Linked DNA regions of Homo sapiens: all the other regions are linked to region 1. The links are chromatin loops, found by intact Hi-C in ENCODE. Cell type or tissue: heart right ventricle. All regions are shown on one strand. Links, peaks and the distances in the headings refer to the core of each region. The heading gives the core; the rest is flanking DNA. Region 1 holds the start of PPP1R3A (protein phosphatase 1 regulatory subunit 3A). Region 2 has its middle 140 kb from the start of PPP1R3A. Region 3 has its middle 200 kb from the start of PPP1R3A. Region 4 has its middle 130 kb from the start of PPP1R3A.

Region 1 (7,680 bases), core at 951-5,950:
TCTTCAACTGGCTGTGTCCTTTGACCAGGTCTCCAGTTGGTAAGCTCTTTATGGCACGCTTTGCTTTCAAGTTCTGATAAGTGTTCCCTTCCCTTATCCCTTGAAGGATGGTAAAAGCTCTGATGCAATTGACCCCAGTTTGTCACACTAGTTCTTGTGGCTTCTCTGCCTTTACACTTTATAAATAGACCCTTGTAAATAAATCCTCCTGAAATTATCTTATTTGAGCATGCCATCTATTTCCTATTTACTGGGTTCCTGACTGATACTGTTTTTTATGTTAATGGTGCCTTTGAGAATATTTGATTAATACCAAAAATTATGGAATGCATGGAGACTTGAGCTTTAGTTTGTAAAAAAAAAAAAAAAAAAAAAAAAGAAGGAAAGAAAAAGCTTTAATTCTTCTAAAAACAGTATACCTTAGCAGCTGAAGAAGAGTGTGATAAATTGTGTTGAAATTGAGGTAGTGGTGGATATGAGAAAATGGGACATTGGTCTGATCTGTGATATGGAAATAAAGCAAGGAAATGTGAATTTTAACTGAATGCAAACACCAAGTCACAAGGCTGAGGCTGTTAGTATTTCTTTTCATGCTCCAGAGACACTTGATCTATAATATTGCATTCATCTGGGGGCAGCTCATTAACAGAAAAATACAGGCAAGCTGGAAGGAGTTCATAGAGGAGTAACAAAATGGTAAAAAGCACTGGAGGATTGACATGTGGGAAGAGATTAAAAAGATGAAATCACTCTGCTTTAGCTAAGTGGTGACTAAGGGGGAACATGTCAACTGTCTACAATTATGTGAAGGTTATAAATTCCAAAAGAAAGGCAGTGATTACTACAAATCAAGGTAGTGCTCTGTGTAAAGAGACACATTAACAAGGGAAAAGTTTAGATCAAATAACAGGACCATTTTCTAATGTAGAGCTATATTATGTCTTATAAAGCTAAGTGTTACACACTATAGCCTTTGAAAAAGACAAAAATGAAACAAATTACAAATCATTTCTTAATGATATATATGAATTCTCTGTAGCTAGATAGATTACATATCTATCCATCTATCTGTTGATATACCTTAGAAATCAGCCTTTTACAAACATATATCGGAATTGAAATAGTGACTGGTGCTATTACTATAGGTTTTGTGCTAGACATTTAACAAGAATCTTGTTTAATTTTAAACATTGTACTTTGACAATTAAGGCAACTGTGGGTTAGAACATCTGAGTAACATTCGGAAGGTCATCCAGCTAGTAAGCAGCAGAGCCAGGAAATGGACCCAGGGGTCTTCATTTCCATTCCTTTGCTAACTAACTCCTGGATAGTTAAAATATTTCAGTACATTATTATATCTTAAATTTTCATTATCCCATTATTTACATGGCTATATGAACTATTTTACTAATTTCCATAAAGCATTTTGTTGCTGATTTCCTTGACTACATAGCAATGTATTTCAGGTACCTTGAAATATAGCTACTTGTAGTCATCAAATCTGAAAGGCACAGACATTTCCGCAGCCATTACCCATTCTTGAGCAATCCATGTGGTCACCACCCATTCTAGCTATGTGGATGAGATAAAGCTCAAATAATTTCATTTCTTTATCCTTCTAGACACTAGTCACTTATAATTTTAGAAAATAATTTCTCCATCCACTACTTTATGCAATTCAAATTACCTAATAAGTTATACCATATTAATGAGGTTTTCATTTGAAAGAAATTATGCTATTGGGCTCTTTATAAAAAGAAAAACTAATCACCTTTCACACTTCGTATATTTTTTCAGTTTAATTAATAGATATTTTGAAAGAAAACCATGCTCATGTATAATATTTCAAACAGTACAGCAGACCATAAAGTAAAATGAATAGAGCCCCCATTCCTCTGCCATCTTTAAATTCTGTGGTTAGAAGTAAATACTGCTAACATTGTCTTTTGTATCCTTTCAGGAGTTTTCTATGTACATATCTGTACACATTTTCTTTTTTATCACTTAGCCATTTATCTTGGTTATCTTTCCATATTAGCACATAAAGTGCTACTTTATCCTTCTAAAACATTCTATTGTATGGGTTATTTATCCAATGCTCTTTCGAGAGGGACATTTAACAGGTTTGTAGAGACTGTTAAACGCACAATTCTGTTATGAACATAGATCTCTATTTATCTTTGTATACTTTCCCATACTGACAGAGCAAATTTCTAGCTGGGGCATTTCTCGGTCAAATTGTGTGCAGTTAAATTTTTATAGGTTTTTACCAAAATGACCATCCCCCAACTTGGGTTTTATGACATAAAAAAAACGTGACAGTTTAAGCAGGCTGTTCATACTTTAAAACTCATATTGAATTTCAAGGTGTGATGGTATCAACTTCTGCTTTGTGGGCATAAAATGGCCATTTGCAAAAGAACATTTTATTCTACGTAGATGTATTAGTCCTGGATCAGGCTTACCTTTGCCCACTTATATTTGTAAATCAATAACATGTCTTATCTGTATTTTCCCATGGCTTAATTAAAATAAATGTACTAATGTTTAAAATAATGAATTTGATTACTTCTTTGTTCTAGGCTTTTGCTTGGGTTATTTCTTCTACCTGGACAATCTGCCTTGCTCCAACCTTGCATGTCTAAATTCCACCTACCCTTCATGCTTTATTTAAAATGATACCTTCCCCATCTGAATCATGTTTCCTTCCTCAGAACTTTCAGCACCTCTATTTAACCCTTTTGTAATAAAGCTATACATTTATAAATCCCTGAAAATGATAGCTGTCATTATTAGTAGGCTCTGGATCTCTTCAGTTCTATAAATGTTCTTATCTTTCCCTGTTTGCACTTACCTGCTCCATGGATTAATTTAGTCCAAACTACATATTCAGTATTGTGATACTACTTTTATTTTATTTAAAAAAAATCCACATTTTCATTTTTAACATCAACTAATTAAAATAATATTTTTATCCTAAAGTTCCAGGATTTCCAATACAGCAGAACATGATTTAAAAATATCTGTTTGGAACTTAGCTCATAAACAAATACAGCTTTAAAAACTGCCAGTTAAATCTGAAACATACTGGTGGGAGTAGCATGGATGCTATCATATGCAAGGCCTTTAGGGGGAGGCTAGCAGGGTTGCAGGCTAGCATAGTTGACACGCCATTGGACCTATTTATAGAGCTGAGTTCTTTTTGCAATGTCAACTGTAACATTATACCTATTTTAAGCCTCAGTATCTCAAATGTCAGCCTCTACTAGTCGTACAGTTCTCTCTTATTTGATATCAGAGAGCCCAATGGAGCCTTCTGAAGTACCTAGTCAGATTAGCAAAGATAATTTTTTAGAAGTTCCTAATTTATCTGACTCTCTTTGTGAAGATGAAGAAGTTACTTTCCAACCTGGTTTCTCCCCTCAACCAAGTAGACGAGGTTCTGATTCTTCTGAAGACATATACCTGGATACCCCATCTTCAGGTACTAGAAGAGTTTCATTTGCTGATTCCTTTGGATTCAATCTTGTGTCTGTTAAAGAATTTGATTGCTGGGAATTACCGAGTGCTTCAACCACTTTTGACTTAGGGACGGACATTTTCCACACAGAAGAATATGTTTTAGCCCCACTGTTTGACTTGCCTTCTTCAAAAGAAGATCTTATGCAACAACTCCAAATACAGAAAGCAATACTGGAGTCAACTGAGTCTCTTCTTGGGTCTACAAGTATCAAGGGTATTATTCGAGTTTTGAATGTTTCTTTTGAGAAGTTAGTATATGTAAGAATGTCTTTAGATGACTGGCAGACACATTATGACATTTTAGCAGAATATGTTCCTAATTCATGTGATGGTGAAACTGACCAGTTCTCCTTTAAGATTGTATTGGTTCCTCCTTATCAAAAAGATGGCAGTAAAGTTGAGTTTTGTATACGTTATGAAACTTCTGTTGGTACATTTTGGTCAAATAATAATGGCACAAATTATACATTCATTTGTCAAAAGAAAGAACAAGAGCCGGAGCCTGTAAAACCATGGAAAGAAGTTCCTAACAGACAAATAAAAGGCTGCTTAAAGGTAAAATCAAGGTGAGGATATATCTTACATATTTTATTATTCACAATCTTAAAGTTTTTATGTCATTCTTTATTTCATGTGTTGTAAGAAAGTGACTCTATTTAAAAATATACTGCTTGCTATGTAAAAAACAATGGTGCCAGGCTTTAACAAGGTCAAAGCTATTCAAATAATAGCACTGTGTAACCCTTTCTACAAATGTGAGAAAAAATATGGCTGTAATGCAATAGGTTGGGAGAGAAGTGCACTGTGTATATTACTTGCCTAATGAGTTATAAATTATTCCTGCTCAAACCATGAAATCTAGATTATTCACATATAAAATTATTTACTTTGACATTTAAAGTACTTTTATTTTCAGTCGTTTTTAAATGTCTATGCTTTCCTTTGAAACAGTTTTGATTAACATAAAACTATATTTCAATATGTATCTAGTTCTCAGAAATTTGTAAACTTCTCCCAAAAGCTGCAAAGAACTTCTTCATAACTGTTTTGAGTTATACAGGGATGTTTGAAGTGATACATGTTAATTTAAATTATAAAAGAAATGACCTTAATGATTAACAGAAAGACATAAGTATATCAGTGATATATGAGTTACACACAAAATTTCATTAATTATAACCAAGAATAACATTATGGAACACAAATTAGTATAATTTAGTAAAAGTCAATGGAGCAGAACAAAAAATGACCCAAATATAAATAGGGATATTCAGCTATATAGATTAGAGATTTGGGATGTGACCCCTCATTAGTAACCTTACTCTCTTGTTAATGTGAAAAATAAGAAAAACTGGCATTCAGCTGTCTCGATAGTACATAGCTGGCTAATTTCTGTGACACTAGGTAAGTAGAGAAAACATTCAGGAGAAGTGAGACCCCTTCTGCTCCTCAGTATCCCAGAGGGAAAGTCTACATTGCTCCAGCCACAGGCAAATGTTTGATCATCCTCTGAGTGGTCCATCTTAACTGTCCCTAAACCCAAGGATTTTGGTAACTGTACCAGAAATAGTGTAATGTAGGAAATAGGAAATATAGGAAATAGGAAAGGGAACTGTTTTGGAATCAAGACACCCAGATTTAATTCTCTAAGGGGAATTTAATACAAAGCATAAGATACGATATTGGGAAATTTTTTTAAAAATTGTGCTTTAAACGATAAATAATAACTACTAAATGCATTGTTCCAATGTATTAATAAACTAAATGCAGTATAGATGGAAGCAATTCAAACATATATATTATGTTTATTTTCATTTTCCTTTAAAGTCATCTGAAATATTGGCTTAATCAACTTTGTGAATTAGGCCAACTTTCTTGGTCTAAATCAAACTTTCTTTGATTTTAACTGATGCTGTTAGGAAAGAGAGTATAATAATCTCTACATAGGCTAAAATAATAATTTAGATGTTTATGAAATTACTCTAACACATTAGCTACACTAACAAAATAAGTTCAACATTATTTAGCAAACTAATTTATATGCATAATATATACATATTAAATACTTTAGAAATGAGATAAGCATTAGTGAATATCTGTTAAACACACTGCAACTTGCTCTATATGTTAGAGAAACCAAAATTTAGAAAAGGCGCAGCATTATTGTCTAAAAGCTCATAAAAGAGGCAGTGTTGAACTCAGCGGATTTTTCTGCAATTTAATGCAGTTTTAAAATTCAAGCAATACCTGCTGAACTGTGGTTTGGATAGGGGATTCCTTTGATTCCTTTGATATGCCAAACTTGACTGATACCAAGGCAAAGACTAGCCAACTGATAGGCCTCATCTTCTACCTTGGTCATAATATTTTTGGAACTTCTCCTAGTTGAAGATATGTAGAACTATATGTATCCACACATACATTTGTATTCAGAACAGTAATCATTGGATTCACAGCGGACACCATTCAAGTTTTAATATTGCTTTGGGGAAAAACCTGAGAAGAACTAAACCACAAAATGGTCTGAAGGCCTGTAAAGTTTCCTAATGAGTTATAAAAATGGAAAAAATCTCTCTCCCTCAAAACCACAAATACATTTTCTGCACTTCTGTAACTTAAAAATGACCAACATAATTCGAACCACATTTTGAAAAAAGCATTTGCCTCTGGAGGAGGCATTTTGTGCTGAATTTCAGTCCAACATGAATTTTTACATCTGATTTATATACCACTCAAAATGGAGTGTATAAAGGAAATCCTGACAGATCCTTAGAACAGCATGTGCCATAATAGAATATTTATACAGCTTTTCCATGATATAATTTATATGCAATGGGGTTTCAAATATTCCTAAAACTCACACAAGAGAGCATTATCAAATTTCTAAATGAATATTGCAGTTGGATTTTATTGTGAAGAGTTTGGTTAGAGAAAAATAGCACACCTTATCGGTGTTATTTTACAAAATGTGTACTTGACTAAAATAAAAATGAACTAATACTTATTTGATCAAAAATTATAGCTACTAAAATCTCTTCTCTCCAAATAGTTACAGAATCTAAATGGGTCATTTCTGAGCATTTCTACACTTCCTATGTAGCTTAATTTGGAGGTTATTTCTTTCAGAAGGTAAAAACAGAATATATATATGTATATATATGTATGTGTATATATATGTATATGTATATATGTATGTATATGTATGTATATATGTATATGTATATATGTATATACATATACATACATATATATATATGATTTTTTCTTTATACCTGCAAATAGATTAGTAATAGTATGTAATATCAGTCATAGCTAAAATGAAAATCAGGCTGCCCTAGTGTAGAGAATAACAGCTAACTTCAATTCTTCTTAATAAAAAAGTTAATTTGCTATCAGGGTGCCTGAGATTGTATCTTCTGAAAGTGTCAATAATCCCTTCTAATAAGTATGGAATGAATGAATGTGGAAATACATTTAGGTAGGATTTCTGTTAAGTCAATCACCCACCCAGGCATTATGTTTTCTCTATGGAGATTTTTCTCATGTTAAGAGTTTGCAAATCTCCACATTGGTGTGGGTTGTCTATTTTCTTTTGATGCCTGATAGTCTGTACACTTTGGACAGAAAGAAATATGTAGAGAGAAGGGGAGGCAGAGCTTGTAACTCATAGGCATGTGATTGAGAGTGACCCAAAGATATTTAATTGCACCGAAAGGCATGCATCATGAGATACTTAAGTATCACCACATATGCTAGCAAACTAAGCAGATTCCTGATATATCTGATGGGTTTTATTTTAAAATCAATGACAAAAATGACATTGATATAAATCACATTAAATGTACATAGACAAATAAGCTAAAATGGCATGCAAAACAATATAACCTCAAAGTTAGGATTTTAGGCTTCAAAGTTAAAGATATCTGAGTTTGAATCCAAGCTCTCCTACATGCTAGCAATATGAACTTGGGCAAGTTAAGCTTGTTTTTCTGGTATGTTAATTGAGAACAACTACAGCTCTATCTCATAGGGGTTGAGATTTCGGTGAAGTAATACATATAAACTTTTAGCACAGTGTCTGGAACATAATAAGTTATCAGTAAATGTTAACTGCTGTAAAAAGACAATGGTAACTTCAGCTTTAGGTGTATCTGAAAA
Region 2 (7,680 bases), core at 1,363-6,362, 140 kb after region 1:
AGACGACATGATTGTTTATCTAGAAAACCCCATCGTCTCAGCCCAAAATCTCCTTAAGCTGATAAGCAACTTCAGCAAAGTCTCAGGATACAAAATCAATGTACAAAAATCACAAGCATTCTTATACACCAACAACAGACAAACAGAGAGCCAGATCATGGGTGAACTCCCATTCACAATTGCTTCAAAGAGAATAAAATACCTAGGAATCCAACTTACAAGGGATGTGAAGGACCTCTTCAAGGAGAACTACAAACCACTGCTCAAGGAAATAAAAGAGGAGACAAACAAATGGAAGAACATTCCATGCTCATGGGTAGGAAGAATCAATATCGTGAAAATGGCCATACTGCCCAAGGTAATTTACAGATTCAATGCCATCCCCATCAAGCTACCAATGACTTTCTTCACAGAACTGGAAAAAACTACTTTAAAGTTCATATGGAACCAAAAAAGAGCCCGCATTGCCAAGTCAATCCTAAGCCAAAAGAACAAAGCTGGAGGCATCACGCTACCTGACTTCAAACTATACTACAAGGCTACAGTAACCAAAACAGCATGGTACTGGTACCAAAACAGAGATGTAGATCAATGGAACAGAACAGAGCCCTCAGAAATAATGCCGCATATCTACAACTATCTGATCTTTGACAAACCTGAGAAAAACAAGCAATGGGGAAAGGATTCCCTATTTAATAAATGGTGCTGGGAAAACTGGCTAGCCATATGTAGAAAGCTGAAACTGGATCCCTTCCTTACACCTTATACAAAAATCAATTCAAGATGGATTAAAGATTTAAACGTTAAACCTAAAACCATAAAAACCCTAGAAGAAAACCTAGGCATTACCATTCAGGACATAGGCGTGGGCAAGGACTTCATGTCCAAAACACCAAAAGCAATGGCAACAAAAGACAAAATTGACAAATGGGATCTAATTAAACTAAAGAGCTTCTGCACAGCAAAAGAAACTACCATCAGAGTGAACAGGCAACCTACAACATGGGAGAAAATTTTTGCAACCTACTCATCTGACAAAGGGCTAATATCCAGAATCTACAATGAACTCAAACAAATTTACAAGAAAAAAACAAACAACCCCATCAAAAAGTGGGCGAAGGACATGAACAGACACTTCTCAAAAGAAGACATTTATGCAGCCAAAAAACACATGAAGAAATGCTCATCATCACTGGCCATCAGAGAAATGCAAATCAAAACCACTATGAGATATCATCTCACACCAGTTAGAATGGCAATCATTAAAAAGTCAGGAAACAACAGGTGCTGGAGAGGATGCGGAGAAATAGGAACACTTTTACACTGTTGGTGGGACTGTAAACTAGTTCAACCATTGTGGAAGTCAGTGTGGCGATTCCTCAGGGATCTAGAACTAGAAATACCATTTGACCCAGCCATCCCATTACTGGGTATATACCCAAATGAGTATAAATCATGCTGCTATAAAGACACATGCACACGTATGTTTATTGCGGCACTATTCACAATAGCAAAGACTTGGAACCAACCCAAATGTCCAACAATGATAGACTGGATTAAGAAAATGTGGCACATATACACCATGGAATACTATGCAGCCATAAAAAATGATGAGTTCATATCCTTTGTAGGGACATGGATGAAATTGGAAACCATCATTCTCAGTAAACTATCGCAAGAACAAAAAACCAAACACCGCATATTCTCACTCATAGGTGGGAATTGAACAATGAGATCACATGGACACAGGAAGGGGAATATCACACTCTGGGGACTGTGGTGGGGTCGGGGGAGGGGGGAGGGATAGCATTGGGAGATATACCTAATGCTAGATGACACATTAGTGGGTGCAGCGCACCAGCATGGCACATGTATACATATGTAACTAACCTGCACAATGTGCACATGTACCCTAAAACTTAGAGTATAATAAAAAAAAAAAAAAAAAAATGCCATTATGTAGATGCATGATTTGTCCATTTTCTTTATGACAAAACTAAAGCTCAGATGGTCATTGTGTCAAGGTGTTAACTTGGTACCATGGCCAGCTCTATCTGGTGATACCAAGGAAAACTTCACAGATGTGCTGAACTCTGAAGAAAGAATACAAATTTACCAGGCAGAAAAATCAAGGCAGTGGATAGGCAAAGGGAACAGCCAGTGTAAAGAGGCAGGAGAGATAAAAAGGAGTAGAAATCTGAGTATTTCAGTCAACTGCAACTTTAGAGTCTAGACAGAGAACGAAGATGAATTTGCAGAAGCAGGTAGGTGGTCAATCAAGGAAGGAAGATGTTACTTGCAATAGTAAGGGTTTAAATGTAACAAAGAAGAGGGATAAGGTGTAGGAAATTTTTAAAAGATAAGGACTACAGAACTTACTGATATAAAATGTGAGGAAAAGGGAAAAAATCTAAGGAATTCCAAGTTTGTGGCTTGGGTGAGTAAATGAGTGAGTTATTCAAAAGGGTGAGGAGGTTGAGTGGGAAGACTAAAATTTCAGTTTTGGGCCAAGTGATTTTGAGTTGTCTATCAAATATACAGGTGGTATGCCAAGTAAGCACGTATATATTTCTCAGAAGAGAAAGCTGAACAGGAAAAACAGGAATATCACTAGTGTGTATGGTGTTTGCCAAATCCAGGAACAGAGAGGACCCTGGGGACTGTGTAGAGTGAGAAGAGAATGGATAGAGTGAGAAGAGGATGGCAATAGAAATAAGATAGCAAAATAGAATGAGAAGGAAAAACAAGAATTATAGGAGAAAGAAAACAGAGACACAAGAGAAATTGGTGTTTTTGAAAGCAGGAGAAATTGGTGTTTTCGAAAGAGAAATTGGTGTTTTTGAAAGCATTTCTCTTCTCATGTCTGTTCCACACCTATATTGCTCCTCAGTATGAAAATATACAACCAGGTGAAAAAAGATTAACATCTCAATTGAACACTTAAAAATTATTTTTCTGTTTCACCCTGAAAATCATTTTTTCATCTGTCTTATTAGTCTGAATTCATGTCTGAATCAATGATATGAAATCTATAATCATTTGAATATTTTCATTCTCCTAGATAGCTTGTTAGACATCAGGCATACATTTAAATAGGTAGAGTTTATTTTTATTTTTGTTCTTATTTTACAATGAAGTGTTCTAAAAAGATAAACAGTAGTATATACAGAGCCTACTGTACAAACCACAAGGTTTTGTCATATATATTTTCAAAAATGTTTATTGAATAATTAATACACGGATAAAAAAGGGGTCTATTACTCTAAATCCCTTTAAGGTAGTGTTGGTCACAATGGACTCATTTAATTTTAAACATCTATTTTAAATGTTACCTTAACTTTGCCCCAGCAGAATTAAACTAATGCTTAAAGAATGGAGCATATCTAGGGCAAAATACTCCCAATCCCTACTTTTGAATGATGCAAATCAAGTACCTTATTCGAAAATTTAAATCTCACAATTCCTTTAGCAAAACTTTTAAAACCTGGGAAAAATAAAATGGTATTGTATATTTTCTTGAGTGACCAGCAAACCACATGCATTTTAAATTTAGATATCTGACAGGGAAGTGTTACATGTCTGTGGCAGGATTAATTTTTGCTCTGTCAGAACTGACCTGGTGCTGTAGTTATTTTAAGCTCTGGAAATACAGAAGTGTTATGGTTGCCAAATACTAGGTGCCATCTAGCGGCCATTGGGAGTTAAGATAAATGTTCACAATAATTCCAAAGTGTTCTGATTATTTCCCCAATTTTTAAAATCATTTTTAAATCATGGTGAGTTACATTTATTGCTTTCTAATTACACAATCCAGCTTTTTCAGGTTTCAAGTCCCTCAAATTTATATTCCTGCAAAAGAAATATCCTTCAGCGCTATTGCTGTTAGTGTTAGAATCTTGATTGGTTTAACTTTTCAACTTTGGGTCAAGAGATTTTCTTTCTTGATTTTAGTAGAAGGGACATTACCCATATAATACATTCTTATTAAAATGAGTGTTGGAGAGATTGTATTGTTTTCCAAAAGGCTCAAATTTATGTTTTACTTTTCTTCCCTAAATTAGAGTTGTTTATAATTTGAGGATGCCCTTCCAAGGTAGACTAAGGGTCAAGTAGAAGCATTTGAGTGATATTACTAATTCCCATAGTTAATCATTTTGAATGTAGAAAATTAATAGCTTTGCATTTGTGTAAAAGACAGATGTAAAGTTTCATGAAAACCTTTAACATTTTGGGATTCTTAAGTAGGACAAATTTTGATCCAGTGAGAAATGTGGACAAAATCCAGGTCTGGTGCTTTCCGTCTCCAAGAACTTGTCGGAAATAAAAAATTAATAAATTATAGTGTACGTAATTGTCTTTGGTAAGCATAATAATGTTGTGATAACATTATTTGATATTGATACTTATTATGACAACGAATAGTAAATACGATTATAATGCATTTTACCACATGAAAGTAAAAACTGAGAAACATTAAACACTATTATTATCTTGCCATCTGGCATTTATATATATTTATTATGTAGTTTTGATGCAGCACATTGGTTTTATTTTGGCAACAGTTAATCATTTATTTCTTTTGGGAAGTCATATTCAATTTGGAAAATTGTACTTTAGCTCTGTGGTAAAGCAAAGGTTTTATTAAGGTTCTGTAATTTGGACTGGAAAGACACCATTTCAGTGTCACAATCCTGCTGTGCCTATAGGAAATGAAATACTTAGAACTCATAAATATCATATGTTTAGTAGGGATTATATACAAGATGCCTGGGCAAGGGCTACATTCAGTCAATCAACAAATATTTATTTTACTTATTTATGTATTTATTGAGACAGAGTCTCCCTCTGTCACCCAGGCTGGGGTGCAGTGGTGTGATCTCAGCTCACTGCAACCTCCACCTCCTGGGTTCAAGCGATTCTTATGCCTCAGCCTCCAGAGTAGCTGGGATTACAGGAGTGTGCCACCATGCCTGGCTAATTTTTGTATTTTTAGTAGAGACGGGGTTTCACCATGTTGGCCAGGCTGGTCTCAAACTCCTGGCCTCAAGTGATCTGCCTGCCTCGGCCTCCCAAAGTGCTAGGATTACAGGCATGAGCCACCATGCCTGGCCCACAAATATTTATTGAATATATACCATTAGCAAGGAGCTAGGAATATATCTTTGAACAAGAAAGACAATGTTGTCGCCTTTAAGAGGATAGTATCTTAGGAGTAATATTTACAAGAGATATTTGATGGACAAGTAAAAACTAAATAATAACATTACAGTTAGTAAAAAATAAACTCATAGTGGATTGGAGAATGAGACTATTTAGATGCAAAATAGAAAAATGTTTAAAAGGGTCCTTAATCATTTACTTGATGATTTGTAAATATTGGAAGGTGCTTTTATAGGCACTTCTGTAGGCACTTTATATTCAGACAGTAGTTTGATACAATATTCCTTCCTATCATAACCCATGCCGTTATAGTGAGTTAACACCTGTCTCTGAGTTTTAAAAATTAAATACTAATGAAAGCAGTAACCCATCACTGTAACTCTGTGCCTCACTATACAACGCTCTGAAGAGATGTGTGTAACCAGGTTATTGAAATATTTAACTTAGTAGGACATAACATGAAATTATTTTATTTTTTTACCAATGATTGCCCCAATAAGGACTAAGTTAAGTCTTACTTTCCTGATGGGTAGCAGATCTTCTAAAAATTTTTAAGCAGATTTCCAAAGCTTTGCAGTCATTTACAGTTATCATAATCTATAATTTTAATACCAGAATCAGTCATTTTAATATGAGATTATTCAAGTTCAGTTATCTGCAGCAGCATCTATTTAATCAGTAGAAAATGGGTACATCCCTTGCCATGCCAAAGAAGAGGAGTGGCAGTTTTGATCATTTGGAGGCTGTGGGACAGAACAAATGCGAAATTCAGAGAGGACAAGGGAGGCCTGATTTGAACACTAAAATTTCCAAAATGAAAGATGGAACAATGGTAGAGAGGTATTGTGATGGAGATTAGTATGTGGGACACATTAAACCACTGCTTAATTTATGATCAAAGTAGACTTCGACTCCCCAGCTTTTTTCGGCCTTATTATTAATACTCAGCATAGCCCAGGCAACATAGCAGGGAGTAAATAGTGTGATTTTTATTTTAAGTTGAAGGCTCATTAATTGTTTGCCAGGTTCAAATACAAGATATCTAAGGAGGTGAAGGACTGGAAAAGGTTGGGTGGAAAAGGTTGGGTAGAAAAGGGAGACGGCTGAATTCAGTTAAACAAACAGTAAAGTGTATCACTAACTTACTAATAGCTGGTTATTTTAAACACAATTGGTTATATGGATGTCACTTTAGGTAGCATTCTATACTGTTTAAAGTTATTTATAAAATACCTAATATTTGTTATAAAATATTGTTTCCTTATTAAAAAAGTGATGAGTAAATAAAATCACTTTTTGAACTTATACTTTTATCCTTTATGTCTATTTTATTTGTGAAATATACATATTGAAACTATGCCTAGAAAGTTCTTTCAGTTCCTTACAGAAAATAATTCTATAACTACAAGGTTCTATTATTATTATATAGTGGGTGTTAGACAATACGAAGCCTACATGACTCAGTTATATTTTCATAGCACTTTTATTTTTTTAGCATAATTGTCTTTGTAATAGCATAAAATGACATTGTGGGGATAATGCTCTATTGAATTGGAGCCCACAGAAATCTGTGTGAATATGCATTTAGCACTCTGTATCACACCTTATTAATGACAGTATAAATGTTAATACAGTTTTATTGCTGTAAGAAATGTTGGCTGTACTTATTTATTTTCATGTTTGTTTCTTTTATGATGGAAGTAAAGGAAAAGGAGATTAGGCGTGGATGAGACTTTTAATGGAGGTTTTGCTGGTAAAATATTTGAATTTCTATTCCCATTGCACACTACTTGGTCAAGTGAGGAAACACATTGGTCCCTTTCTTCTGAGATATCTTGTCTCCTTTGGGAATAGAGAAATAAAGAGTTCACATAAATGATATTTACAAATATGATACAAAATATTATTCATTTTGTCTCTGTGGTATAAATCTTTCTAACATGGATTATATGCATTCCAATATTCATAAAATTAGATAAATACAATAACATTTGCTTGAGAAAAAGCAATATAAAGTAAAATTACTACAGATATTTATGGGAAGGAGAAAAATATGCCAGGGAGTAAAAAAGAAATACAATAGACCTGTTTAGTGTAAGTAGCTTCTAGGAAGAGAAAGGGATATGACAGTGACACGGAGTGCTGGGAAGGGAAGAGCATGGTACCCTTTAAGTTATACGGAAGTGGGGAAGGGAATTGCTGGGTAGAGGAGGGCGTGGTCCCTGGCTGGGGCTCCACCCCCATGGACCTAGGTGAGGACAGGCGTTTCCTGCCGAGATGTTGCATTTCCCAAGACCACTCTGACCTGCCACACCCCCATCCACCTGAGACCCTAGCAAGGCAGAGACAGAGGCAGCTAGCTGGAGGTGGAGAGGAGGACATCAGTGGAGGAACCCACAGAGGCACCTGGACGTGGAGAGGAGCATATAGGTGGGGGAACACACGGGCAGCTGGACTTCGAGAGGAATGCACCAACAGGCACTGGCAGGCTGATGGGCCACCAACTGGCAGAACTAAGCA
Region 3 (7,680 bases), core at 1,263-6,262, 200 kb after region 1:
AGTATTGCCTCTTTTGCCTTCATCTGTTCTGCCAGCTCAGCTGAACAATGAAACATTCACTTGGCAAAGGCGAGAAAAAAAATGAATGATTTTTATTCACCACAAAAGAACACTTCAAGGATTGGGCCAGTGAGGCAGGATTCTAGGCTCTTCATCATGGATAACTTTGTGCTTTTAGAAGAGGAAACGCCAGTTTCCTCATCTGTAATATGACTGGGTTAGAGTTTATATATATATATATATATATATATATATATATATATATATATATATATATATGTTCTTTTCTATTCTTCAAATACTGGAATCTCTGAGAAGTTTCAAGATTATGACCAGAGTCATGGTTCCTGAGTATCTACAATATAACATTATAATAATTATATCCCACAAAGAATGACATTGAAAAACACGTTATTTCCTGCTTTGGGACTGTGGAATGTATAGCCTATATAACATAATACATGTCTTAAATACTGAAATTTGTATGTGTTGAGAAAACAAAATTAACTAAGTTACAGTTTTATATTAATAATATTCATGATATTCAGAAGAGGGCAGTGGAACTGATTTGTGGGTCAAGAATGGGGCTGTAGAGGAAAATAGGATATGATCATTTAAAAGAAAGCAAGATCTCTATAGTAGCCTTTGTGTTTTTTTCTCTAAGAAACATACCTTAGTAAATAAGTATTCCCTTTCTTTATTTCTTAGCTGTAATAAGTGAGAATTAATTTTAATAAAAGGATCTGTATGGTGTGAGCAGGGTTTGTGAAGCATTATGAAATGCTTGTCTTTAAACCCCTCCTCTCTCCTGTATTCTTCCTCTCCTGCACCCCAATCTATTCTGATTGTACTTTCCTGTTATCTGAGGTATTAGCAAAATGTAGCTTGATATCGCACCCTGACCAGAGGCTTTGCATTTAGTGTGGAAATCTTAAAGATGAAATTACCTCACCAACTAAAGGAATAATTAGGGGTAATGATTTTTTTAATTGCATAGGTTAATTTATTTGTCCAAGGAAGTTATTGAAGTCTGAATCAGAAAGATCATCACTAAATATGACTACATATATTTAAGATAAATCTGACTTAGAAAGGTTTTAGGCAACAGGGAAGACAGAACAAAGTTATGAAATTTTATTTATATGCATGTTATGGGTGTGTCTGTATAAAGTTGAACCCAGAAAATATGTAGCTCCTTTAATTTCTCTTAATAATGTTTTGTACTTTTTTGTGTAGTCTTACTTATTAGAATTACTCTTAGATTTTCATTTTGAGAACACATAGATGTCTAGTTATTCCAGCACCATTTGTTGAAAAGATTATTTTTTCTCCATTGTATCACCTTTGTTCCTTTGTCATAGATCAGTTAACTATATTTGTGTAGGTCTACTTTGAGGCTGTCTGTTCTGTTCCATTGATCCATTTGTCTATTCTGTCATGAATACCACATGGTCTTGATTACTGTAGCTTTATGGCAAATCTTGAAGTTGGGTAGTGCCAGTCCTCCAACTTTTTTCTTTTCTTCAACATTGAGTTGGCTATTCTGAGTCTTTTGCATCTCCATATTAAAATTAGAATCAGTTTATCGATCTCCACAAAATAACTTGCTGGGATCTTTATTTGGATTAAATTGAATCTACAGATCAAGTTTGGAAGAACTGACATCTTGACAGTCTTTAATCTTCCTATCCATGAACATCGAATATCTCTTCATTTATTTAGTTCTTTGATTTCTTTTATCAGATTTTTATAGTATTCTTCAAATAGATCTTGCACATATTGTGTTAGATTTACACCTAAATATTTATTTTGTGGGGTCTTAATGTAAATGGTGCTGTGTTTTAAATTTCAAGTTCTACTTGTTTATTGTTGGTATCGGGAAAGTGGCGACATTTGTACCTTAGCTCTGGAAATTCTTTTGGCTAATAATTTCTTGAAAATTTTTATATCTGTAGTCATGAGATAGATTATCCTATAATTATGCTTTCTTACAATGCTTTTGTCAGATTTTCATCTCAAAGTTATTTGCCTTATATGTTGGGGAACGTTTCTTCTTGTTCTATGCTCTGAAAGAGTTTCTGTAAGTTTGGTGTTACTTCTTATGTTGGAAATATTTACTGCAGATGCCAATAGAGCCTAAAATTTTCTTTTGAGAAATGTTTTTAATTACACATGTGTTTTTTTAATTGGATACCAAGTAATTTAGATTTTTTATTTCATTCTGGTCAGTTTTCAAAAATTGTATTATTTTAGGAGTTCTTTGTTCATAAAAAGTCTCAGATTTATTGGCATAAACACATTCAAATTATCATTTTAGAGATACCCCACAAGATGTGATATATGTTTGCTTTATTATCCAGTCAAAATATTTTCTAACCTTCCTTGTGATTTCTTTTATCCAGTGATTATCCAGAAATAATTGCTTAATATTTAAACATTTGGATGCATTTCTAGTTGCCCTCTTTTTTTTTTCTTGCTCTGTCACCCAGGCTGGAGTTCAGTGGCACAATCTCAGCTCACTGCAACCTCTGCCTCCTGGGTTCAAGCAAGTCTCCTGACTCAGCCTCCTGAGTAGCTGGGACTACAGGCATGTGCCACCACCCTTGGCTAATTTTTGTTTTTTTTTTTTTTTTTTTTTTAGTAGAGACAGAGTTTTACCATGTTGGCCAGGCTGGTCTTGAACTCCTGACCTCGTGATCCACCAGCCTCGGCCTCCCAAAGTGCTGGAATTACAAGCATGAGCCACTGTGCCTGGCCTCTAGTTGCCTTTTATATATTTCTTACTGATATTTAACTTTATTTCACTGTGCGATTTTAATCTTAGTTTGTTAGAGAATTGATACATTTCAGAATAAGGTAAATTTTGTTAAATGATTTCCATGCACTCAAAAATATTCTGCAATTGTATTCAGTGTTCCCTATATGTTCATTATGGCCAAGTTTGCTTATTATAATTAGTCATGGTTTTATCTACATATTCTTTCAATAACTGAGGAAAGTGTTAGAATTTTCTTGTAACTTGACTGTAGATTTTACTGCTTTTTATTTATGTAGCTTTCTTATTTATAGTTTTGAAACTATTATCAAGTGCATACAAATTTAGAACAATTTTCCCTTCATGGTAGAAGATAACATTAGGAAATATCCTATTTATTTTTAGTAACTCTTTTTGGTTTAAAATCTACTTTTTCTAATATCAATAAAGCTAAACTATCTTTCTCATAGCATAGGTGTTTTAGTCCACTTTTGATGTTATAACAAAATACCACAGACTGTGTAATTTATAATCAATAGAAATATATTTCTCACAGTTCTGAAAGCTATAAGTCCTGGATCAGCTTTTCATGTCTGGGGAGGGCACAGTTTCCCTGCTTCCAAGATGGCGACTTGTTGCTGTATCCTCAAAGATAGAAGACGGAAGAGCAAGAAAGACACAGTCTCTCTGAAGCCTTTTGAAATAAGGGTATTAATGCATTCTTTTTTTTATAAGTAGCCACTACTTCTCCAGTACTGAAACTTAATTATGCAGAAGATTGTCTAGCATGTAGGTTGGCCGGCACAAATGCACAATTAAGGTTAAGAGCCATAGTTCTGATATTGTTGATATTTTAAAATTAAAGTTTTTAAAACAGTGAAACACTTCTTTTTATGTTGCTTTAAATCTATTTAATTAACACACATGTATTTAAGATTTTCAAATGCCATAAATAAGAGATAGCTTTATAATTCAGATTAGTAAGGACTCTAAAGTAGTTTTAGTTTATACTGAATTATTAGTACATTTAAAATTAAATCATTTTATTTTGCATTATGCTCAGGTGCTACTAGTATAGCTGGAAAAAATCTTTATTGCAAGAAACATAATATAAGAAATTGAACTTTGCTATTCTGCAGTGGCTTATTGTGCCCAGGATATGTTAAAATAGCCTATAATAACAAAAACGAATTTGTTAAATATAGGGTAAATTAAATAAAAATGAAGATTGAAATCTAACAGTGAATCTGATATCATAGACAACTTTAAATATAAATATAGGTCTGAATATTTCTAATTGCAAGAAAATTTCCTATTCAGACACATTTAGTAGAGTTTTACAAATATATGTTGCAGCACCATCTAGCAAACTCCTGGTGTATTTACCACATCACAAACATTTTGTTCTTTTTCTGGTAGTGAATATATTTTGCTGAATATCTTCAGAGTTGTGGAAAATTACATTTTTTATGAAGCAGAAGGAAATACTCTCAATGATAACTCATTACATAGACATTCTAAATTTATACTTTTAAATTCTATTTCCTATATATAAGCCCATGCATTAGAATACAATATACATGCTTTTCTTTTTAAACACAACTCCTCGAATATAATTTTAACATATGCCAATATTTGATATTCTCAACTGTTTACTTTATTGGTCTATGGATGAAATAAAACTAAAAGCCTTGTCTATTATAGCTAGGTAAAATGATGTAAATGGGAAAGTTCATAAATCATAAATTTATATTTTAATATTATTATTCTTGATGACAGTGCAGACAGTTTATGAAATGGAGGAGAGTATTGTAAGTGGGAAAACATGAGTTTGGACATAAACCAACTTACTATTTTTATGACCTTAGGCAAATTATATAACCTCTCTCAAATCTTAGTTTCCTGAGCTTCAACCTGCCAACAATGATAACAACAGTAATAATGAGGCATTGAGAAGAAGTGCTTTGCACAGAATATATAATTCAATAGATTATTTTTCATAATTTACCTCCTACTAAGTTGTTTCTGACTATTTTACAGGTGAAGCTATTAAGAAAGTAAACTGAAAAAAAATCATTTATCAAATACTCAATTTGTCTTGACTGCCTAGGTTCATTTTGACTTATTTCAGACAAAAGTTAACATAGTTTGCATACCAATAGCTCAACATGACCAATGGCAAAATAGTCATTTCTGTCAGTTCAGAAAATTGGTTGGAAGTTTTCATTCAGAAAAAGCAACTATTTTATTAACTGAATTGTTCTGTCTTTTCAACTGGTTAAGGTCTATAATTATATCCAGAGGAACAAATCATCTGAAAAGAAAAAAAAAAGCTGAATTCCAGTAGAACATGCTGAAAATAACCAAGTGAATTCAATGAGCTGGTTTAAGTTGCCTGATTTTTAGAAACATAACCCACATTACTAAGATAAAATGTTTTTCCACTAAGCAAATGTACAAGCAAAACAACCTCCAGGTTTTTATGTCTAGAAACTGTTCTTATTGTTTGAATTGATAGCTGATTTGAAGCTTGGGACACAGGCTGGGTTACAAGCGTCATAATGTCAGCCTGTCAACTATCACATTTCTGAAACACAGCATCCAGTTACTTTGGACAGGGAATGGTCTGCTGGATCCTGAGAGTTCAGTCCCTGCCAGCAGTCTTATAATAGCTGAAGGATGCAGACAGTAACCTTTCCATTTAGCACCGACAAAGATTCCACCCAGAAACCCAAAGCCTGGGAAACACCCGCAGAGGTTTAGCTTAAGTCAGAGTTAAAGCTCTAGTTTCAGTTTATTGTATTTTTTGTCCTCTTTTCTTTTTTTAGAAATTAAGAGACGTTTGACTGAACCAAATATACTGTTTATAAACAAAACACTAAGAACCTTGAAAGCACTAATCAAGTCCTATGATTAAAGCTCCCGTGTCAACTGCTTTGCCTCTTGCATTAACATCTAAATAACACCATTCTGATGGCATAGGAACAAAAGAGTACACGTTTATGACTGGACTATATAAAAGTGACAGAAAGAAATTAGCAGTTAAGGCTTTTCAGAGAAGGTTGGCCTCTTTGGTATAACTAAGCAACCTTTGAGAAGCAGACAGTGGTATTTCAGCACTTGAGTACCATGCTTTGCTGGGTTATTTCAGACACTACAAGTAATGTATTGTTTAGTTGTACCCATGTACACCATTAAATGCATCACAGTGTGGCATGGATTCAGCAAGTTTTAGTCATAACATGCCAGCTGGAGAATATTAAGGGGGGAAAATCCGTTTTCAATTTCTGCTTAATGTTCCGGTGATAATAATGTAACTCACTTCTGTAAATGTATTTACCTTTCAAACACGATAACTACTATTCAACATATAGGTAAAAATAGAATTTTCAGTAATGTGGCATTTGCTTACTCCCACTTCTTTACTCAGTTTTTGAATTTTGTTCTTATTCTTCATTGATACATATATGTTTCAACTTTTCTTTCTTTCTCTTTTTTTTTTTTTTTTTTTTACTTCTAGGGTTAATTAACCTTAACACTAGACTGACATTTGCCAGGTTTACTGGAGCAACAAAAATGTCTTTGTAGGCAAGAATTATACAAACACTGTGAATGTATTTTGCAATTGTTTTCCTGAACATTTTATGGCTACTAAAACCTTATGGTGGGCTTTTACAGTAATTATTGTGGCCTATGAAAAATGTGCTTTTTTTTATTTTTGCCATGAAAATAATTTTCATTTGCTTTCCTGCCCCAATCATTAAAATCTACCCAGAGGATTCCTCCTTGTCTACTGAGCATGTCTACTAAGACCTGCTCCATATTTAACTTGCTCTTAGATCACACCATGGCTTGAGAATTCTTTTAATCTCTTTTCCATTTATAACTGTACTGCTTGACCTTTTTTCAGCAAGGTGTCTTGTATATAAAATGTCAGTGAGAGGATTACAGACATGGGACAAAGACATAGTTTAATTAAAAAAGGTCCTGCGAGACTGAAAAAGGTTACTGGCCTAGATCACAAATATTTAATGCCAGATGACTATTTATGAGGCTAAAATAAAAAAAAAAAGAAAAAATGGCCACTAGTAATTGACCAACCATTACATTTGCAATAATTAAATTATATTTCTGATTAAAACTTTTGCTTTGTCCTTATGATAAATTAAAACATTTAAGCTATGAGTCATGCCAGTTAGAAAATTAAAATTAATTCAACATTATTTTAAGGGAGACAATATAACAGAGGTCTATAGACCTGGTTATTTTTAATGTCAAGGTCTGAATATTTTTTAAAATTCATTCATTGCTTAGAAACTACTTATGTGAAGCTACGTATGGTTTGACTGAACCAAATACATCCATGCAACAGGTGGCTTTGCCACCCATTTATCTTTTCATCTTACCTCATGTACATGCACATATATACAAATTAAAATAGTTAACAACTGAGTTATTTAACCACCGATTCAGCAATGACATCAGTTAATCAGATGGGATCCCCAAGCAGTCTAAAAGGATACTGCTATTTAAAACTAGTTTGACTATAAGTATGAAGGCCAGCAGAATTACACACACACATTCACACAGAAACACACACACACACACACACACAGAGTCATGTGCTGCAGAACAACGTTTCAGCCAATGACAAACTGCATAGTCCACAGAGGTTCCATAAGTTTGCAATGGAGCTGCAAATATCCTATTGCCCAGTGACTTTATAGATGTCCAAACATCATAGGACAATGTGTTACTCACGGGTGTGTGGTGATGCTGGTGCTGCCAGTTGATAAAGTCTAGCACATACAATTGTGTATAGTATATAATACTTGATAATGATAATAAACAACTATGCTACTGATTTATGTATTTACTGTATTACACTTTTTAATCATTATTTTAGAGTGTACTCCTTCTTGGAG
Region 4 (7,680 bases), core at 1,274-6,273, 130 kb after region 1:
TTTATTTTTCATATCAAATTTTTAAACATATTATCATAGTTATTTTAGTATTTCTCTGATAGTTACATTTGGATCTGATTAGTTATCTTGCTTACTTCTTAAAAATTTTTAAAGATTTTCTTGCTCTTTTACATTTTTTTATTAGTACATTCCAGACATCATGTATAAAAGAACAGTAAAGACCAAGGTAAATAATATTTATGTTTGGAAATAAGTTCATCTCTTCTATCAGGCTGTTAGTTTGGGCTTGATTCAATTAATCAGTACCTTACCTAGATTTTGTTGCTGTATTTACCTTTATGTTCTACAGACTTCAAATTACTTCAGTGGTAGATTTCTACTCTCTTGTGTTTCTCTTGTGTTTAGTTCAGGGGCTGGGATACCAGGAAGTTTTTCTCAGTGTTCCTGCTTTCCATTCAGCTTTCATAGATGTGCATAGGCCCTGCATACCTGGGCCATCTATTTACCTCTTTGCTTCTGACCCTCTCAAAGACACAGATTGTTACTCAAGCAACAAGTATATGGCTCTATGGGGAAAAAGTGGCTCTCACTTGTCCTCCATTTTCAGTATTATGCAGGGCCTGTGCACTGGAGTCTCAAGGGGGAGCTTTTACAATGTTGTTTCTCCTCCAGTGGCAGTCATGTTTTCCCTTCAACACAGCATGGACTTTAGAGGGCAAGGAGCTTTCCTTCCTTTCATTGATCTCAGCCTAACTCTGTCTTCTGTCAGTGGGAGAGTTGACATGCGTAAGTTTCCTGCCTCTCCCCAGTAGCCTTAGACATCACTTTTATACTAGTACAAGGCCCTAAGCGCACATTTTTTATTTCCTGATTCTCTACCAGCAGCAGTTGGTTTTTCCTAGGATTAGTGGAGGATGGTAGGTGGGGAGTCATGTTTTCTGTCATTTTTCCCCTTGGTGGCAGCTGATAATTTTCTGGAACACGAAGCCAAGAAATTTTCCTGCCCCTTGCCACAGCTGACCACTGGTTCTTTAATTAGTGTGTACTATTTCTACCTACATTCCTTTGGTCTGAACTTTGTCAGTTGGTCACATCTAATTCTAATGGGGAGAGTTGGGAAATGTAGCCTTCCTGTGTACACTGTAGGAAATTAAACAGCATAATAAACACATCATGTTGTCTCTGCTTTACGAAGATAATGGGAAAGAGACTAAATTGAGGACTACTCCTAGTTTTCAGTCTCCTTGGCTTTGTAATCACGACTTGATAATCTGGCCCCTGTCTACATCTTCAGCTTTATTTTCTCCCACATTCTACACATATCCTGTGGTGCAGGATAACTGTTTACATGTATTTTAAATACTGCACTCTCTCTTGAGCATTCTTTTTGCATATGCTCTGTCTCCTTTCTTCATTGTTTCCCTTTTTACATCCTGTCTCCAGGGAATCATCTCCAGCCTTTCTTCCATGACCCTATACAATTTTACAGTTTTCTGTTTTAGCATTTATCAAGCTGTGTTATAATTGATTGTAAGTTATTTGAAGATAGGACAAGTGCAGAGACATGTGTTGGGTAACAGATTTCATTTTCTTTCAGGATATTATAGTTCTAGTGCTCTGAGAGAAATCTAGTTATCCAACACTAACTACAGTATTTACTCAACTTCTTTCTGGTTTTCTCTCATTCTCTAGCCTTCTTTTGCATATTCTACTACTAATTAAGTGATTTTGAAAAGTATTTCAAATTCTTGAAAAAGAAATACTTTAATAAAAATAATGGATAATACTTATTATTCTAAGTATCTCACATGTATCAATTCATTTAATTTTCACAACAACCTTATAAAGTATTATTTGTCTATTTAAGAAATGAAATAGAGGCTGGGGCAGGCGGATCATGAGTTCAGGAGATCGAGACCATCCTGACTAACATGATGAAACCCTGTCTCTACTAAAACTACAAAAAATTAGCCGGGCGTGATGGTGGTTGGCACCTGTAGTCCCAGCTACTGGGGAGGCCGAGGCAGGAGAATGGTGTGAATCTGGGAGGCGGAGCTTGCAGTGAGCCGAGATCTCGCTACTGCACTCCAGGCTGGACAACAGAGCGAGACTCTGTCTCAGAAAAAAAAAAAAAAAAGACAAAAAAAGAAAAAGAAAGAAAGAAGCACAGAAAGGTTATGTAACAATTTTACACAGCTAGCAGGGGTTAGGCTTGGGATATGGAGCCAGGCAATTTGACTTTGTGGTCTGGGCTCTTTGGAACAGGTGTTCATCCTCTGTCCAATTAACAGTGGTAATTACAGTGACATTACTTAATACCAAGAATATGACTATATCAGTCAGAATCCAGATAGGAAAACAGAAATATTTTATTATAGTTCATTTAACAGACAAATTTTAATTTAGAGTGTTGGTTAAACAGTACTGGAGGGCTGAGAATGATTAAGTGAAACCCTGAGGTTACAAAGGCTATGCCCCCTACCATCCCACTCCTACCCTGCGCACGCTCACCTCTACATTTAATGGAGAAGTTGGGAGGCAGCAAAAAGAATTGCCAGACCAATAGTCTAATGATGCTGTATCTGTAAGGATGTAGTCAGAAATTTGTTAACTAGGTAATCTATAGGGTAAAAGGGAACTCTAGGGTGTCACTGAGCCAGCAACTACAGGATGAGTTCCTAAAGGAGAAAAAGGGAAATGGTTAAAATTGTTAAGACTTAGCAGAGGGGTTCTGTAGAGTTGAAACTCAGACTACAGAGGAGTCTGAGATCCCATGAGTCTGGGATCCAGACTTCCAAGAAGTGGATGCCAGACCACTAGTGTGTTTGTCTCATGGTGATAGTGGGGAGGTCATGAGGGAGCTAGTTTTGCAAGTGTTCAAAACTCTGCAAAACTGATTTATCTGCTTTTGCAGAAAGGAATTGCTACTGCTGGGATGAAGAGTCATTGCTATCATGATGCTCAGAGGAACAGTAAGGAGGCAAGAAGCAAAACAGGAGATATCAAGGCTCTTCCTCCTCCTTTCTTCTAGCAGAATCCCTCTAGTGTCCCCTATTGTCAGAGTCTAACAGAAATGTTAACTATGGAGGTGAAATGCTGAAATTTGCTTTGCAGAGTTGCATCACTAGTGTTGCAAAGCCAAGTATAGATGAGTGGATTTGGAGCTAAGAGACAATAGATTGATAAGCAGAACAAATGGACATAGGTCTTGGGCTATATGTCTGGAGGAATGTGCTTGCTAGAGATAGGAACCTTCCAATTTCAGTTGTAAATTGAGGAGTGTGCCCACAATCCTGAGTTTCAGACTGACACTGTGCAGTCCTTCTCAAGTCAGCTGGCCTGGGACCTAAGTTGATGGGCAATAGTCAGCAGAAGACAGAGAGGTCCATCTCCTTAATGTGTCTACAAATGTCAAAAATAAGGTGAAGGTAGGATGGTAAGAAACGCACTCTCTCAAATTCCAGGGGGTGTTCCTAGCAGATGGGGAGCTCATCCTGAGATACAGACAGTAAGGAGCTGGGCTACTTTTCAGCACATGAGTCGTCTCAGCAGGGGTGATTGTGTACCTAAATTGTCTTTGGACCTGGCCTCCAAAGATCTTCTCCCAGGTCCTCAAGAAAGAGGACTTATAAGAAACAAAGTAAATAGACTAAAAAAAAATTTTAATGTAAGTATCTGATGTGATTAAAGCAATTCATTGGAAAGGTTAATCTAGAAATGACATGTTGGATTAGAAGGAAGGAGAATTGGCAGACAAGACGCCCAACGAGACAACGAAGCCTATTGTCTGAACTAGGGTTCTAACAAGCAGACTTGAAACACAAAAACATAAATACCATTCAAGAAGGGAAAGAGAAGGAAAAAAGATGATAGCCAGTGAAACTTATCATGTTATATAGAGCCTGTTGTTATTATGCCCATCTCCTTTGCTGGATTCTGAGCAATGGGTATAGAAAGACATTTTCTTGTTTGCCATTCTTATTGGGGGTTGGAGGGAGACAGGCTCTAATAAAAAAGCTATGGCATTATTAAAAACACAAAAGAGAAAGACTTCCTGAAAACAGCATAGTGAGAAGAGTACTTCTGGTAGAGATTTAGAAGGAGGCCTGCACAAATACATGCGAGTAGTGTTGGCAGCTGCTGGACAGTAACTTGAGTGACATTGGCAGGCTCTACTTGTGACAATTGGCAGAGTCATGAGGTCCAGTGTTATCAGCAACTGGCATGCAGTTAATCGTGGAGTCAATAAGGCTGTGTAGTGGACAGAGAGGGCCACACATTTCTGCAGACTTCCCGTAATGGCTGCCAAAGAGAATGTATCTGCAAACTCCACAATCCTGCTGCAGGGAGGCACCACCTTGGGGAGCGGGCAATTATAGTAAGGATGATAGTGACAGTGCAGCATCTAAACTTTATTAAAGTTACCTGGCACCTTGCTAGATGTTACACATACATTGTTTTATTTAGTTCTTATAAACCAATTCTAAAGTAGGTACTATTATCATGATCCCTACTTTATAGATTATGAAATTTGGGCTTAGAAAATTAAAGTGAGTTTGTCAAGATCACATGGATATAAATGGAAAACCCAGGTTTACTTTCTCAAAAGCCTGTGCTAAGGGCTACCAGGTCTTGTAAGGAAGCTCAGGCCAATCATGACTTTCCTCACCACACTTTCTGTTCCCATTGTCCATCATCTCCTCCTAAGCTCATACTGGCTGGAAACTGAGGGTTCTATGTAAAGGGTTGTAAGCATAATGGATCAGGGTTAATAAAATACAGGTTTACATGCAAATAGGTAATCTTATTGCTCCCTCCTTCACAGTGTTGTTGCTTCTCAAATATTTGTAATTCTTGATCATGAGCTCAGGTTTGCAACTGGTATTTCCCACTACATTAACCACTGCCAACTTAAATTTGCTATAGATTTTTGGCAGATGCACTTTATTTGGTTAAGAAGCTCTTGCTCTATTCTCAGGTTTCTAGGAATTTTATTATGAATTGGTTTAACCCATCTATTTTATTTTTAATATTATGGAAAATATTTCCATTTTTAAAAGTTCTGTTTAGTTCTTTATCAATTTTCCTGTTCTTTCCTTCTTTCTAGCTTAATATTTATTATCATTTGTTTATGTCTTTTTTCAATCATTTTAAAATGTAGCACTCAGCAAGATACTTTGCAACTTTCTTTCTTTGTTGAGACAAGGTCTCACTCTGTTGCCCAAGCTGGAGTGCAGTGGCATGATCACAGCTCACTGCAGCCTCTAATTCCTGTGCTTAAGCTATCCTGCCACCTTAGCCTCCTTAGTAGCTAGGACTGTAGAGGCATGTCACCATGACTGACTAATTTTTTAAAAAAATATTTTGCATAAATGGGGTCTCACTATGTGTTGCCTGGGCTGGTCTCGCACTTCTGGCCTCAAACAATTCTCCCACCTCGACCTCCCAAAGTGTTGGGTTTACAGGCATGAACTACACACCTGTCCCACAACTTTCTTTGGCTCTTGTGACTCTGTTTTCAACTCCCCTTTACATCAGTGTGGCATCCTTCAAGGCTGTGAGGCATTTCCAGGACAGTCAGTCTCAACTACTCTTCATGAACTGGTTTAAGGGTACTTTTCTATTCCCATATGAGTAGTAATAATTCATTTCCCAGAGCTTCAGAACTGTGTCGTGTCTGATACCCTAGTCTCCTGTCATGGCATCAGTTATATATCTACAGCTTTGATTGTTCTCTTCATTTTTCAGAAGTAAGGATTTTTCCATTCTTTTATTCTTTCCTTTTCCTCTTTTTTAATGCTTGGCTATGATTTATGTATTTTTGTTTTATTTTGTCTAGTACGTCTACATATGTATGGGAAGAGGGACTTCTGGGTTCACTCAGTTCACCATGTTGCTGGAAAGCATTATAAAATATTAGTGCTATAATAATCATTTTTCTATATGCCCTTTATATGCTAGTTCAATTTGGTTTTTTGAGGATAAATTTATACATGTGAATCTTCTTATAGAAAAAAAATTTAGAATTATGATTAATTTTTTTCAAATTTTTATCCAGAAAGTTTACAGTTTACACTGATACCAGTAGTGCCTGAGAATACATGTTCCAGAGACATGCTGAGACTTAAAGGTTGAATAAAAGTTTACCAAGTGAAGAAGGGAAGAAATGCATTCCATACAGAGGCAGCAATATGTAAAAATGCAAAGAAATATTCAAAAATATATTTCAGGAGTTACAGGAGATTCACTAGGGAATAATGAAAAGATTATGGATATATGAATTATAAAATCCTTGCTTTGTCACTTCCTTACCCACATCCTAGGAAGGTGGATAAATTAATTAATCCCTTAGACCTGATTTTTGTTACTTGTGAAATGATGGTCATCCACATTTTAGGTTTCTTGTGAGTACTAAGTAAAATAATGTTAGCAGAGTACCTGGTAGGTGATCATTCATTTAGTAAGTTATATCTTATGTTGTCAAGACTAGAATATTAGGTCTAGAAGGGTTTATTTAGAACTGATACCATTTTTTTTCCTTTAAATATTTGTTAGAATTCACCCATAAAACCCATCTGAGGGTCGGGCGTGGTGACTCACGCCTGTAATCCCAGCACTTTTGGAGGCCGAGGCTGGCGGATCACAAGGTCAGGAGATTGAGACCATCCTGGCTAACATGGTGAAACCCCGTCTCTACTAAAAATACAAAAAATGCCCAGGCGTGGTGGCGGGCGTCTGTAGTGCCAGCTACTCCAGAGGCTGAGGCAGGAGAATGGCGTGAACCGGGGAGGCAGAGTTTGCAGTGAGCCGAGACGATGCCACTGTACTCCAGCCTGGGTGACACAGTGAGATGCAATCAAAACAAACAAACAAACACACAAACAAAAAACCATTTGACCAGGTGTTTCTCTATGCAAAGATTTTTAACTAAAAATTAAGTTTCTTTGGTAGATATAGAAATATTCGGGTTATATATTGCCTTTTGAATGAGCTTTAGTAGTTTGTGTTTTTTAAGGAACTGGTTCATTTCAACAAAGTTGTCTAATTTACTGGAATAAAGTTATTCGCAATAATTTATTTTTACCTTTTAAATATCTGTAGATTCTGTGGTGATGTCATCTCTCTCATTCCTGATATTTGTAATTTGTGATTTCTCTTTTATTTCTGATCAGCTTGAATTAAAGTTTATCCATTTTATTGCTATGCTTAGAGGGCCAGCTTTTGTTTGTATTAATTTCCTCTGTGGTTTTTCTGTTTTATTTTTCATTTATTTCTGTTCTGATCTTTATTATTTCTTTTCTTTTGCTTACTTTGGCTTTGGTTTTATTTTCTCTTTGTAGCTTTTTTAAGCTAAAAGCTGAGGATATTGATTTGAGACCATTCTTCTTTTCTAATCTGTGTGTTTAGCACAGAAAACTTGTTAGTGCTATTAAGCACTGTTTTGGCAGCCTCTCACAAATTTTGGCCTGCTGTGTTTTTCATTGTTTAATTTAAAATGCTTTCTAATTTTATTTTTTATTTCTTCTTTATCCAAAGAAGTTTCCATATCTTTGGAAATTTAAAGAGATCTTTCTGCTAATAATTGTTCTCTGATCATAATGGTCAGAGAACAATTGATCTGTGATTATAATGGTCAGAGAACATACTTTGTCTGACTTGAATAATTTAAAATTTATTGAAACTTGTTTCATGGTGCATATTATGGTCTATCTGGGTAAG

What was found. A loop is a pair of places that touch in the nucleus more often than their neighbours do. Peaks named below come from ENCODE experiments on the same cell type or tissue, not always from the same donor. Only the 100,000 strongest peaks of a DNase experiment are listed, where the experiment ranks them.
Region 2: a loop joins it to region 1, with 4 times the contacts of the local background. A loop is called at or near these places in 11 of 110 quality-filtered maps.
Region 3: it touches region 1 in a loop (8-fold over the local background); 3 of 110 quality-filtered maps call a loop at or near these places.
Region 4: it touches region 1 in a loop (3-fold over the local background); 16 of 110 quality-filtered maps call a loop at or near these places.

Annotation. Positions count from the first base shown.
Region 1 is chr7:113,914,623-113,922,302 of GRCh38, reverse strand. It overlaps PPP1R3A (protein phosphatase 1 regulatory subunit 3A), which reads left to right and starts at 3,294. Exons shown (of 4, transcript NM_002711.4): 1 at 3,294-4,088. The coding sequence starts at 3,307. In heart right ventricle, for the core only: CTCF peaks have their summits at 2,929 and 3,130; no DNase peak of the experiment used is centred there; H3K4me3 peaks cover 2,836 bases; H3K27ac peaks cover 3,693 bases.
Region 2 is chr7:113,770,387-113,778,066 of GRCh38, reverse strand. No RefSeq gene overlaps it. Among named protein-coding and RNA genes, the nearest start is that of PPP1R3A, 140 kb to the left of the region's middle. In heart right ventricle, for the core only: a CTCF peak has its summit at 3,692 (motif pointing left); no DNase peak of the experiment used is centred there.
Region 3 is chr7:113,714,376-113,722,055 of GRCh38, reverse strand. No RefSeq gene overlaps it. Among named protein-coding and RNA genes, the nearest start is that of PPP1R3A, 200 kb to the left of the region's middle. In heart right ventricle, for the core only: a CTCF peak has its summit at 4,100; a DNase peak (open chromatin) is centred at 5,411; H3K27ac peaks cover 1,529 bases.
Region 4 is chr7:113,786,685-113,794,364 of GRCh38, reverse strand. No RefSeq gene overlaps it. Among named protein-coding and RNA genes, the nearest start is that of PPP1R3A, 130 kb to the left of the region's middle. In heart right ventricle, for the core only: no CTCF peak of the experiment used is centred there; a DNase peak (open chromatin) is centred at 4,174; H3K27ac peaks cover 442 bases.